2 separate regions of the Homo sapiens genome follow, and region 2 is linked to region 1. The links are chromatin loops, found by intact Hi-C in ENCODE. Cell type or tissue: transverse colon. All regions are shown on one strand. Links, peaks and the distances in the headings refer to the core of each region. The heading gives the core; the rest is flanking DNA.

The links. A loop is a pair of places that touch in the nucleus more often than their neighbours do. Peaks named below come from ENCODE experiments on the same cell type or tissue, not always from the same donor. Only the 100,000 strongest peaks of a DNase experiment are listed, where the experiment ranks them.
Region 2: a loop joins it to region 1, with 14 times the contacts of the local background. A loop is called at or near these places in 1 of 110 quality-filtered maps.

The regions. Positions count from the first base shown.
Region 1 is chr6:2,781,528-2,787,462 of GRCh38, reverse strand. WRNIP1 (WRN helicase interacting protein 1) reads right to left here. Exons shown (of 7, transcript NM_020135.3): 5 at 3,902-4,057; 6 at 3,060-3,139; 7 at 511-2,456. The coding sequence ends at 2,181. Among named protein-coding and RNA genes, the nearest start is that of WRNIP1, 19 kb to the right of the region's middle. In transverse colon, for the core only: a CTCF peak has its summit at 3,971 (motif pointing right); a DNase peak (open chromatin) is centred at 3,942; H3K27ac peaks cover 1,332 bases.
Region 2 is chr6:3,200,072-3,206,197 of GRCh38, reverse strand. No RefSeq gene overlaps it. Among named protein-coding and RNA genes, the nearest start is that of LINC02525, 7.4 kb to the right of the region's middle. In transverse colon, for the core only: no CTCF peak of the experiment used is centred there; no DNase peak of the experiment used is centred there.

The sequences.
Region 1 (5,935 bases), core at 895-5,894:
CCTTGAAGTCTTGACTCAAACACTTTCTTGGTGAGATCCACCTTGGCTACTCTACTAAAACTGCACCCATACCTCCCCTTTCCATATTCAATCTTTCATTCATTTTCTCCTTAGCATAGCACTTATCACTATTTGGCATATTAACATATTATTTTTCATACCATAGGCTTTAAGAACACAGAATTTTTGGTCTCTTCTGCTCACTGATGTGTTTTAACATCAACAAGAATGCTCAGCATAAAACAGGCACTCAATATTTATTGAGGCCGGGCGCGGTGGCTCACGCCTGTCATCCCAGCACTTTGGGAGGCTGAGGTGGGTGGATCACCCGAGGTCAGGAGTTCGAGACCAGCCTGACCAACATGGTGAAACCCCCGTCTCTACTAAAAATACAAAAATTAGCCTTGTGTGGTGGTGTGCGCCTGTAATCCCAACTACTTGGGAGGCTGAGGCAGGAGAATCGCTTGAACCTGGGAGGTGGAGGTTGCAGTGAGCCGAGATCGCATCATTGCCCTCCAGCCTGGGAAAAAGAGCAAGAGTTGGTCTCATAAATAAATAAATTTATTGAATAAAAAAAGAAACTTCCCTAGAACTGAAAGGAGTTTCCAGATTGAAAGGCCCAACAAGTACCCAGTGCAGACTTTTAAAACACGGGGAGCAAAGACAGAAGAGTCTACAAGTTGATAGAGGTTACAAACAAAAGACCACACACATCAGGATGCCTTCAAACTTGACAACAATGTGGGAAAGTGTAAAACAATGCACAAGTAATTTCTTACCTACAATTTATTACTAGCCAAACCCTCAGACACGTCTGAAGGTACAATAAAAGCATTTTGAGTCTCCTGAGGTCTAAAAATACTTTTCCTCCACACACCCCTGCTCCATAAAGCTACTAGAGGGTACATGCCACCTGTGCCAGAAAGCAGTCAGTCCTGTCATCAGATGGGGTGCAGGGAGAAGCAGAGGAAAGCTCCAGGGTGATGATGAAGGGAGATTCTGGGGATGGCAACTGCACACTGCAGTGCAACCACTCCAGACAGAAGGAGGGAGGCCAGTCGGGCCAAGCCTCTGCAACATACAGTCCCTCCAGCCTGATAAAACTACTAGAGGATGGGTTGCACTGAAATAGCGGAATAAACCAGTAAGGCGGGATGGAGCATCCAGAAAATGGGCATCTCACTCAGAATAAAGGCAGAGGACGTCCCAGGCCAACAGCCGGCAGCCTTCCAGACATGGCAGGAGGACCCCAGGAGGGATCACGCAACAGCAGGAGGAGAACCGACTACCTGAAGGGGCCATCCTTGTGGGCATATGCACGACATGCAACTAAGGAGAGGGAGAGGAAGTAGCAGTAGGGACAAATAACTCTTAACTGAGCAGAAGGAGTGGCGTATTTTGTGTTCAGGACACACATAAAGTAAAAGAAAAACGACTGTTTAGAAATATGGAGCTGCAAGAAGAAACCAGGACAAGTGGGAAAAAATGGGCATGGGACTACTGGAGTCTTCCACAAGCCATTTAAAGAATTCCTTTATGTATTCCTTTAAAGAGATCAGAGTTAACTTTCAACAAGATAACACTGACTTCTTAACTTAAGCTCCCCACTCTTCCCATCTGGGGTGATTTCTCCTTCCCAGTATCCACCCACCAAATGCAATGGTGACAACGCTGGTACCTAGCATCCAGGCAGGAAAACCATGACAGAATCGAAGAGTACTTTGAAATAGTTTTATTGGCTCGTAAGACCTTTGCATATAAAAAAAATACCCAAAACACTATGCAGTATTAAATCACAATTACATTTTTTTACCAATTAAAACTACCCAGAATATACATTTTTTAAAGAAAAGAAAATCCTACAGAACTGAATTCTGAAATGACATTATGACTTAAATACTATGACAAAATAGATAATTCCTTATAACATTAATTCATTGCACAAAGCTGCCAGGTATTTTCATAAGCATAACCGCTGCACCGAGTGCAAATGAACACAATTTCAAAGTTACACATTTATTCGAAAGAACTGCGCCTCCACCTATGGAACTCTTAAATTTCTGGCACAAAATGTTGGTCTGTTCTAACTTCCACCAGGCAACCAACTTTGCAATCCACTAACTTTCTTTCTGGCCCTCCCTTAAAAAAGCAACATCCTTCTGCTGTCGTGCCCTGAGGAGTCAGCACCTCCTCTGCTTGAAGAAATCTACCCCCCTCAACTCTTCAGGCAGGTACTCCTGATCCACAGGCTCGCTGTACATGGGGTTGTACTTGTAGCCTTTGCCATAGCCCAAATCCTTCATCAGCCTAGTGGGCGCGTTCCTCAGGTGCAGGGGCACGGGGGGCAGTGGCCCCTGGTGGTTCCTCAGGCAGGCTTTGACGTTGTTGTAGGCGCTGTACACCTCAATGGACTTTGGGGCTCTGGCAAAGTAGACCACACACTGGGCCAGAAGCACCTACCAATGACACAGAGGACACATTTTACTAGCAAGATGCCAAGCTTCTGTTCTGCAGAGCCCCTTCTGATACACAGCTCTAGGTAATTCTGAGAAGATCCCCACATGCTTTTATTATCCCCCTTTTGCGCCTACAGTCTGGATAACCACCTACGACAGACAGAAGAAATTCTCATGAGGTGAAACGAGAGGCAAACCAGGTGAGTGGTTTTCATTTTTTTTTTTAACTGAAGGACTTTTTACTACATTAAATTTTTCTTAAGCCCCCAATATATAAAAGAGATGAATATGAAGCTGCTCTGGGGGCGAACTTGCAGAGGCTTTGCTGTTCAGCTCCTTTAACCTTTCTGCTCCCTGGAACATATGGAGCATGTGCTCTGAACCCCGGAATCCCGAGAACAGTTTGAAACATGACCTCGTTGACACAGAAGGTTTCCCTCTCTAGGAGTCTAAGAGTCTACAATTGGAATTCCAAAGCCAAGCAGCATACTCAGTGGGTCCAATACACCAATGGTGAAGGAGGGACATTTATTCAAATCTACAAAGGGACAGAGCACGAGAGAGAAAAGAAGTGATTTGCAAGAAATGAGCTGATTACTTTACCTCACATTCAGGCATGCCTATAAAATGACAGCCTTGGTAGGCAGCAACCGCTTGTGTTAACGCAGACGGGTCTGCCAGACCTGCCACACACAGAGACAAAGGAGAGTTTCAGTCATGACACACACTGTCCTCCTGGCCTATGTGCAGGCGACCACAGACCACCACTGCTTGTACACTTGGTGACCAAAACAATCCCATGTAGCAAAACAGCCTGACTTAGCTCTAGTCTCTGATCCCATGAACTTATGCAAGAAATATTGAGAGTGGTTACTGTGTGGTGTTAAGAACTGTTTCCTTGTGGATAAAAACTCTGCATCTAGAAAAACATGAGTCTCTGTATAACAAACATAAGAAGTGAAGGCTATGGAGACATTCACCAGGATGGAAACACTAAAAACAAAACATCCCCTAAGACCAAAGAAGAGGAGAGCTTTCCTGATCTTTTTCTTCATATAGTGTCTAGAGTCTTCCATTTCTACCTTGGGAGCTGTCCAAAGAAAACCTTGAACACCTGACTTAAAGCAAATTTAAAAGCAGCTCATCTATTGCAATACTCTGAATAGCCACTCATGTTAGTAAAAACATTCCCGAAGAGGAAACAGAAAATGGTGACTTTATGAACATAAACATTCAAAAGCACATACACCAGGAAATAAACGACTGAGCTCAGGCATAAAGTCTTATCTTCTCCTGCCAGTCTCACATAGCCCTGAGACATTCTTCCTGCTACCCCCGCCCACCCCGCCCTGCAAAAAAAAAAAAAAAAAAAGCCACGATGTAACTGTTAGCCATTTCCCCACCCTCATGGACATAGGACTCCGGGACCCTCCCATCACACTCACCTATGTCCTCGCTGGCAAACCTGACAAGCCTCCGTGCCACGTAGAGTGGGTCCTCTCCTCCCTCGAGCATGCGAGCCAGCCAGTAGAGGGAGGCGTTCTGGTCTGAGCCCCGCATGGACTTGTGCAGGGCGGAGATGCAGTTGTAATGCTCCTCACCTGACATCACAAAGAGCACCACTCACACAGAGCTCACAGGAGGGGCGCCCAAGCCATCTTCACCTCCGCCAGCTGACTTCCAGAAAGCCTGAACGAATAAAGGCCCTGAGAAAGCCGAGGAGAGGTTTGGGCAGCTGCCTTAACCGTGCTCTGAGTGGGGTGCACCAGCTGCTGGGGCTTAATCCCAGTCCTATTCAGGGGAAGAGGCTGCTGCAGCAGAAACCTGTGGCTGTCGACATGGAGTGCACGCACACGCACAGAGGCAGGAGGGAGGAAAGGTGGTCCTCCCAGCTGGTGGATTTGCCAGAGACAAGAGTGGAGGGGGACGAGTCTTCTGTTCTGGCTCTATCCCGTGGCCCACCATCTACTGGAGGAAAAGCAACGGTGGGCCTGCTCGGAGCCAGGAGGATGTAGAGCCAAGTGGCAAGGGCAGCTGTTATAGCCCATCTGTTCCTCAGTGTCATTTCCAGCTGCCTTTCTGATATCCGAAGCCTGTGGTCATTTAAACCTCCTTCTGCCAGCCTTGGTGTGGGGACACCTGTGTGGCAGGGTCCCAGAAGGACCGACACGTGGACTAACCAGCTTCCGCCCTGAAGTGGACGGAAGCCCACTCTCTCACCGCCTGGTCTTACTACTCCATTTTTACCCTAGATTCACATGAAATCAGTGAAATGTGCTTTAAAAAAAGGCATATTTAAGGGCAAAAAAATGACAGCTAAACAGTTCTCAGGAACTAAGCAGTGGCACCTGCATACATTTCACTATTCTCTGGCCATCGTCCCTTAGGTAAGTTCAAGGAGGGGGCACCCTCCTCACGAGAAAGCGGAGGATGGTGTTCCCGTGAGTCTCACTCCTCCCAGAGGAGCACCTGGTCTGTGCTCAGCATAAGCCCATGTCCACAATACGACTGGCGCCAGCCACAAACCCTGGCAGCTGAGCTCGCTGGTAAGATGACAGTTGGTCTTCAGGTGGAGAAGAGAGCAAGCGAAGATGCTGGCCTCCCACAGGGGAAAGACCTGCAGGACCCACGGCTCAGCCTGAGTGATTCTGGTTTCTGAGAGCCAGGGCAGATGGATGGGTCAGCCCAGCTACTGGATTTCTGAGAACAAACTGAGTGTCTCCTGTGCAGGGCTCCCCTGGTGAAGTCAGAGTGCTATGGACACTGGCCGAGAGGGTGTCCTGGATGACATCTGCATGGTTCTGGCCCACTCCCTCACCCTGCTGGCCCAGGCACTCAGGCTACGCTCTGCTCCTCTGCAGGGTGGAGGAAGGCGGGGAAGAGGGTAGCAGGTAACAGGCCTGGCTAAACTCACGGGCATGGGGGCTGGAAGAAACTACCCACACCACTTTATGTCAAATTTAAACTCCCCCTACACAGGTTAGTCATCTTTTCCCACTTTGTCAATGCCAGGGGCAATACCACCAGTATAATGGACAAGAGCACAGGCTCTGGGACCAAACAGCCTGGGCTGGACCCCCAAGCTCATGGGCCATGGGCAAGTTCCTGATCCTCACTGTGCCTCAGGTTTCTCATCTGTAAAATGGGAAAAACGAGACCACTTACCTCACAGGGCTGTATTAAATAACACACGCCTGGCACAGAGCAGGCACTGTAAAAAGATTCTTTTGCATCAGTGATAGATACTAGTATTATTCTATGCTACCTTCCATGTTTGCTTTTATTACACACTGCTTTATAACCTGAAATCTGACGACTTCTATAGAACCCCGATGTCAATGCATGGCAGAGAGTTTGCTCTCATTTAGAAATTCCTTCACTCTGATGCAGAAACATCACTGGATCCTACTAGTGGGTAACTATGAACTAGGTGGCATATACAAAAATAATCACAACTCTGGGGGTGGGTCTTTGTCTCA
Region 2 (6,126 bases), core at 709-5,708, 420 kb before region 1:
GTTTTCTAGGTCATGTGTGAATCATCGTGGTGGCTGCGCTGGGCTAGCACATTCAGCATATGCTTCATTAACACAACACATTTTCTTAAGACTCCCACGGTGGCCAACTTAAGGAAAAAAGTGAAACCCAATAGTCTGAAGCTCATAGTGTGCATAGCAGACATGACGCAATGTGGAGTGAAAGCTGCCTAAGGAAAGAATTGAACACAATGTTGTAATCCCCATAGGGCCTAAACACTGGCAGTATGGGAAGACTGGCTGGTGCTTCTCTCCTTCCTCTATATGTCACCAAGCAAGAACCTCTGGACTAGCCTCTAAGTTAGGGGACAGGGCAGGAATGGATTTGTGGACTCCCAAATCTGATTAAAATAAGAGCCAGAGGCGGGTCATGGTGGCTCACGCCTGTAATCCCAGCACTTTGGGAGGCCAAGGCAGGTGGATCACCTGAGGTCAGGAGTTCGAGACCACCCTGGCCAACATGGTGAAACCCCTTCCCTACTAAAAACACAAAAATTAGCTGGGCTTGGTAGCAGGTGCCTGTAATCCCAGCTATTTGGAAGGCTGAGGCAGGAGAATTGCTTGAACCCAGGAGGCAGAGGTTGCAGCAAGCCAAAATCCCACCATTGCACTCTAACTGGGCAACAAGAGCAAGGCTCCATCAAAAAAAAAGGCCGGGCACGGTGGCTCATGCCTGTAATCCCAGCACTTTGGGCTACTAAAAATACAAAATTAGCCAGGCATGGTGGCACATGCCTGTAATCCCAGCTACTCAGGAGGCTGAGGCAGGAGAATCACTTGAACCTGGGAGGCGGAGGTTGTGGTGAGCCAAGATCGCAACACTACACTCCAGCCTGGGGAACAAGAGCAACACTCCATCTCAGAAAAGAAAAAAAAAAAAAAAGAAAGAAAGAAAAGAAATAAGAGCCAGAGTCAAGGTCAAGCCATTGTCAGGCAGACCATGGAGAAGACAGTGCAGCCTGTAGTCCAGACGTTATCCAGAGACTCCAGGGCCTAGGAACTACGACTGCATCTTTGGTAATCTCTGGGTCCCTGGAGGGCTTGCCAGCCTCGACTCCAGCCTTGGAAGTTATGTTAGCACCGCCAGCCACGGTGGCAAGTCTGGAGTTGCTGAGGTGTCAGCTAGGCTCTTCAAATTTGATCTAGACCCTATTTGGAGGGTGGGTGTGCCTGAAGATGTATATTTTACTCCCTTTTCTCCTCACGCTCACTTTAAAATCTACCCACATATTTACCATTTCCAGTGATCTTTGCTATTTTGTGTAGATCTGAGTTTTACTCTGGTTTCATTTTTCTTTAGCCTGAAGAAGTTCCTTTAACATTTATTGTAGTAAGATCTGCTGGCGATAAATTAAGTCATGATTATCTTCAAACGTCTATTTCACCTTCCTTTTTGAAGACCATTGTGACTGGATTGAGACTTTTAGGTGGGCTTGATTTCAGCATTTCTAGATGTTGATTCATTGCCCCCTTGTTTGCCGGGTCTGTGGTAAGAATTCAGCAGACATTCATAGCCTGATTTTACCACTAGTTTTCATCAATATGGCTATGAGTATGTTGCCTTGATGTAGTTTGTTGCTGTTGTTTTCTGTCTATCCTGCTAGGCTTTGTTGAGATTTTTGGACCTATGAATTGATATTTATCATCAAAACTGGAAAAAATTTTAGCCACAGTTTTTTCATACATTTTCTGCCTCTCTCTCTTGGGATTCTAATTATATGTATGGTTGAGATTGTCTCATAGAGAACTGAAAGTATGTTCATTTTTAAAAGTCTCTTTCCTCTTTCTGTCTTTCAATTTGATCATTTATATTTTCATGTCTTTAACTTCACTTTTCTCCAGTGTCCAGTACTCTGTTAGGACCATCTAGCAAAATTTTCATTTCAGATATTGTGTTTTCAGCTCTAGAATTTTTTTTTTTTTTTTTTTTTTTTTTTTAAGATGGAGTCTCACTCACTCTGTTGCCCAGGCTGGAGTACAGTAGCATAATCTCGGCTCACTGCAACCTTCACCTCCTGAGTTCAAGTGATTCTTCTGCCTCAGCCTCCTGAGTAGCTGGGATTACAGGCGTGTGCCACCACGCCTGGCTAATTTTTGTATTTTTAGTAGAGATGGGGTTTCCCCATGTTGGCCAGGCTGGTCTTGAACTCCTGACCTCAAGTGATCCACCAGCCTGGGCCTCCCAAAGTGCTATAATTACAGGTGTGAGCCACTGCGCCCGGTCTCAGCTCTAGAATTTTCATCTTTTTTATTTTTAGTTGAGATATAATTAACATACCATAATATTGATTATTTTTATGTCTACCATTTATCTCCTCATTGTGTTCAAGTTTTACTTTGAATTCTTTAGTATATTTATGTTAGCTGTTTAAAAATTTTTGTCTGATAATTACATTTTTCCCCCATCATTTCTGGTTGTTTTTCTACTGACTTGATTTTTCTCCTGATTATGGGTCAGATTTTCCTACTTTTTGGCATGTCTAGCATCTTTGGATTGAATGGTGGACGTTTTGAATGTTTCATTGTTGAACATCTGAATGTTGTTGTCTTCTTTTAACGAGCATTGAACTTGGTTCTTGCAGGCAGTTAATTTACTGCACGCATAGTTTTATCAGTATGATCCTTCTGTGGCTCATTTTTAAGCTCTGCTAGAGTGGATCTACCGTCATCTCTATGCTAGCACTACTTTACTTACATTCTTGAGGGCTGATCTCTCTGTGGTTTCTAATGAATGTCCTGGGTGTTCATTAAGATAGCCCCACGTAACTGCCAGAGCTCAAATGTCTGCAGCATTGTGCAAGCTACAACTACCCAGGAGCTGCTCTTTCCCTCGTAGTTGTTCTTTGCACAGCTTGTAGAATCTCACCTGGACATCACAACCTAGCATTCAGCCAAAATCTTCAAGGGTACTATGCATATTTATGGAGCTATTTATTTGCATATCTCTAAAAACTCAACCCCCTCAGCCTTCAAACACCTGTTTCTGTCTCCTCAGCTCAACAAGACTGCTGTGCTCCACTTGGATTCCTTTTCTCTGTACATGGCTTAGAAAGTTCCTCAGGCAGAATGGTGGAGTGATTGCAGGCTCACCTCATTGTTTCCCTTCTTCAGAGATTACAGTCATTATGTTTCTATTTTCCGAAGACCAAAACCAGTTGTTTCATGTATTTTGTCCAGTTCTCTAGTCATTTATAGTCGATCTGGTTTCTCCTTCTCCTCCTTTTTTGAGACAGGGTCTTGCTCTGTCACCCAGGCTGGAGTGCAGTGGTGCAATCACAGTTCACTGCAGTCTCAACCTCCCAGGCTCAAGCAATTCTCCCACATCAGACTCCCAAGTAGCTGGAACTATAGGCATGCATTAGCATGCCTAATTTTTGTATTTTTTGTAGAGACAGGGTTTCAGTATGTTGCCCAGGCTGAGCTCAACCAATCCATGCACCTCAGCCTCTCAAAGTACCAGGATTACAGGTGTGAGCCGCACCCAGCCTGTATCAGTTACTCCTATACACCCTTCTTAATAAGGCCTTTTTTGGGGTTATTGTAAAAATAAATAGCACACTGGTTCTGGAAAAGGTTTTCCTTGCTTTTGAAAAATCAGTGGGGCCAGGCGCAGTGGCTCACGCCTGTAATCCAACACTTTGGGAGGCTGAGGTGGGTGGATCACCTAGGTCAGGAGTTTAAGACCAGCCTAACCAACATGGTGAAACCCCATCTCTACTAATACAAAAATTAGCAGGCATGGTGGTGCGTGCCTGTAATCCCAGTTACTCGGGAGGCCCAGGCAGGAGAATCGCTTGAACCCAGGAGGCGGAGGTTGCAGTGAGCCGAGATCACACCATTGCACTCCAGCCTGAGCAACAAGAGCAAAACTCCATCTCGAAAAGAACAAAAAAGACCCAGCACTTTGGGAGGCCGAGGCGGGCGGATCACGAGGTCAGGAGATCGAGACCATCCTGGCTAACACGGTGAAACCCCGTCTCTATTAAAAATACAAAAAATTAGCCGGGCGTGGTGGCGGGCGCCCGTAGTCCCAGCTACTCGGGAGGCTGAGGCAGGAGAATGGCGTGAACCTGGGAGGCGGAGCTTGCAGTGAGCAGAGATCGCGCCACTGCACTCCAGCCTGGGCGACAGACCCAGACTCCGTCTCAAAAAAAAAAAAAAAGAAAGAAAGAAAAATCACTTTTTTGGACAAATAGGACAAAAAGAAATAGTGCCTTTTCTGCCTTTGGAAACTTACGATGCCAGGAACTGTTGCTGCAGTTTTTTCTCTCTGTCATTTCTGTGTGTCCATTTGGTACCATGTGGGGTAGGGGGGGTGCTGCTGTCTAAGAGAGCAAGTCCATATGCTGAGAATGGCAGAGTAAACAGATACAAAACAACTGGGTCCGGGGGAGCATCAGTGAGATGGTGTGGTAACCAGCCCTGAAGCTGCATGAAGTCTACACCAGCGATTCTCAAACTGTTTGGTCTCAGGACCCCTTTACACTCTTAAAATTACTGAGGACCCCAAGAAGCTTTTGTTTATATGGGTTATATCTATCAGTATTTATTATGTTATTAATTGAAACCAAGAGAAATTTTAAATATATATTTATTAATCCATTAAAAATAAACCAATTTAATAATAAATATATTTTTGTGAAAAAATTGTATCTTTCTAAAACAAGAAATAACTTAGCGACAAGTGGCATTGTTTGACATTTTTGCAAATCTCATTAATGTCTGGCTTAATACAACACAGCTGGATTCTCATGTCTGCTCTTGTTTATTTTTATTTTTTCCTTTGTCAAGATGGGGACAAGGCTGGTTTCAAACTCCTGGCTTCAAACGCCCACTTCAGCCTTCCAAAGCACTGGAATCACAGATCTGAGCCACAGGGCCCAGCCTCATGTCTGTTCTTGTATTCGATCTGTTTTGGTATGTTGGTTTGGTTGAAGTATATTAAAAAAAAAAAATCTAATTTCACCCAGATATGTCGTAGCAAAATGAGCAGTATTTTTATGTCTTTCCAGGTCATTGTAGATATTCTTTGTTGATACTACACTAAGAATGTAACAAGTGGTAGCTCCTTAAAGGTCATTTGCAATGTGGAGTCTGAAATTATCTCCAAAAATGATTTATACACTATGGCAGAGATCAGCAATTTTTTTTCTGGAAAGGGCCAGATAGTAAATATTTTCCACTTTGTGGGCCATACAGTCTCTATCACAACTGCTGGACTCTGCTGGTGTGGCACAAAAGCAGCCACAGACAATGCATGAACAAATGAGTGTAGCTGTGTGCCAATAAAACTTTATTCACAACACATTTGGTAATAAAGTTTTTTGTAAATAAACACTGACTTCTGCTCTGTTACATTAAAGTTCATCTGCAACTTGCACATGGAATGGATGATTTTGACCATGTAGTGCCTTGAAAGGGTTTCAGGGACTTCCAGGCATCACTAGACCATGTTTTGACAACTACCACCATAATGTTTTTGTTGTATGAGATCACAAGTCCCTTATTATTAAAGTCACTTTCAGTTGGGTTTTCTGTTACTTACAGCCAAACACATCATAGCTGATAAACTAGGAGTACCTTCACAAGCCAGAAATCTGCATACTGGTTTCTATCTTGGATCCTGGGAAATGGTAAACCCAACCACATTGACACCCACCAATTTGATGTGCCAGCGGTAGAGTAGAAATAGCAAGACACATGTTTAGGCTCAAAGGTACCAGGGCAGCCTCATGGAGCCTCACTGGGTTCCAGGACATTGTGGGAGAGATTTGAAGAGTTTTCCCTATTTTCACTTGGAAGAGCACAGAGGTAGCTGAGAGAAGGCCAGGAGAACCAAAGATACCTCATTATCTAGACAATGGGAGAAAGCAGGGTATGTCAGCATGGAATTTATTATGGAAGACTCTAGGGGAATGTGGGCATCTCATCAGGGGCCAGCACGGATTGATGGCAGTGAAGAAGGAATGCAACCTCCCTCCCCTGCCATTACTCTGGCATCACACACACCTTCCCTAACTTCACGTCAACCTCAGATAGACAGAGAAGTTGACTAAGGGTCTCCTGGATTGATAAAGATTAACCAACATTGACTAAGTTGAAGTTGTT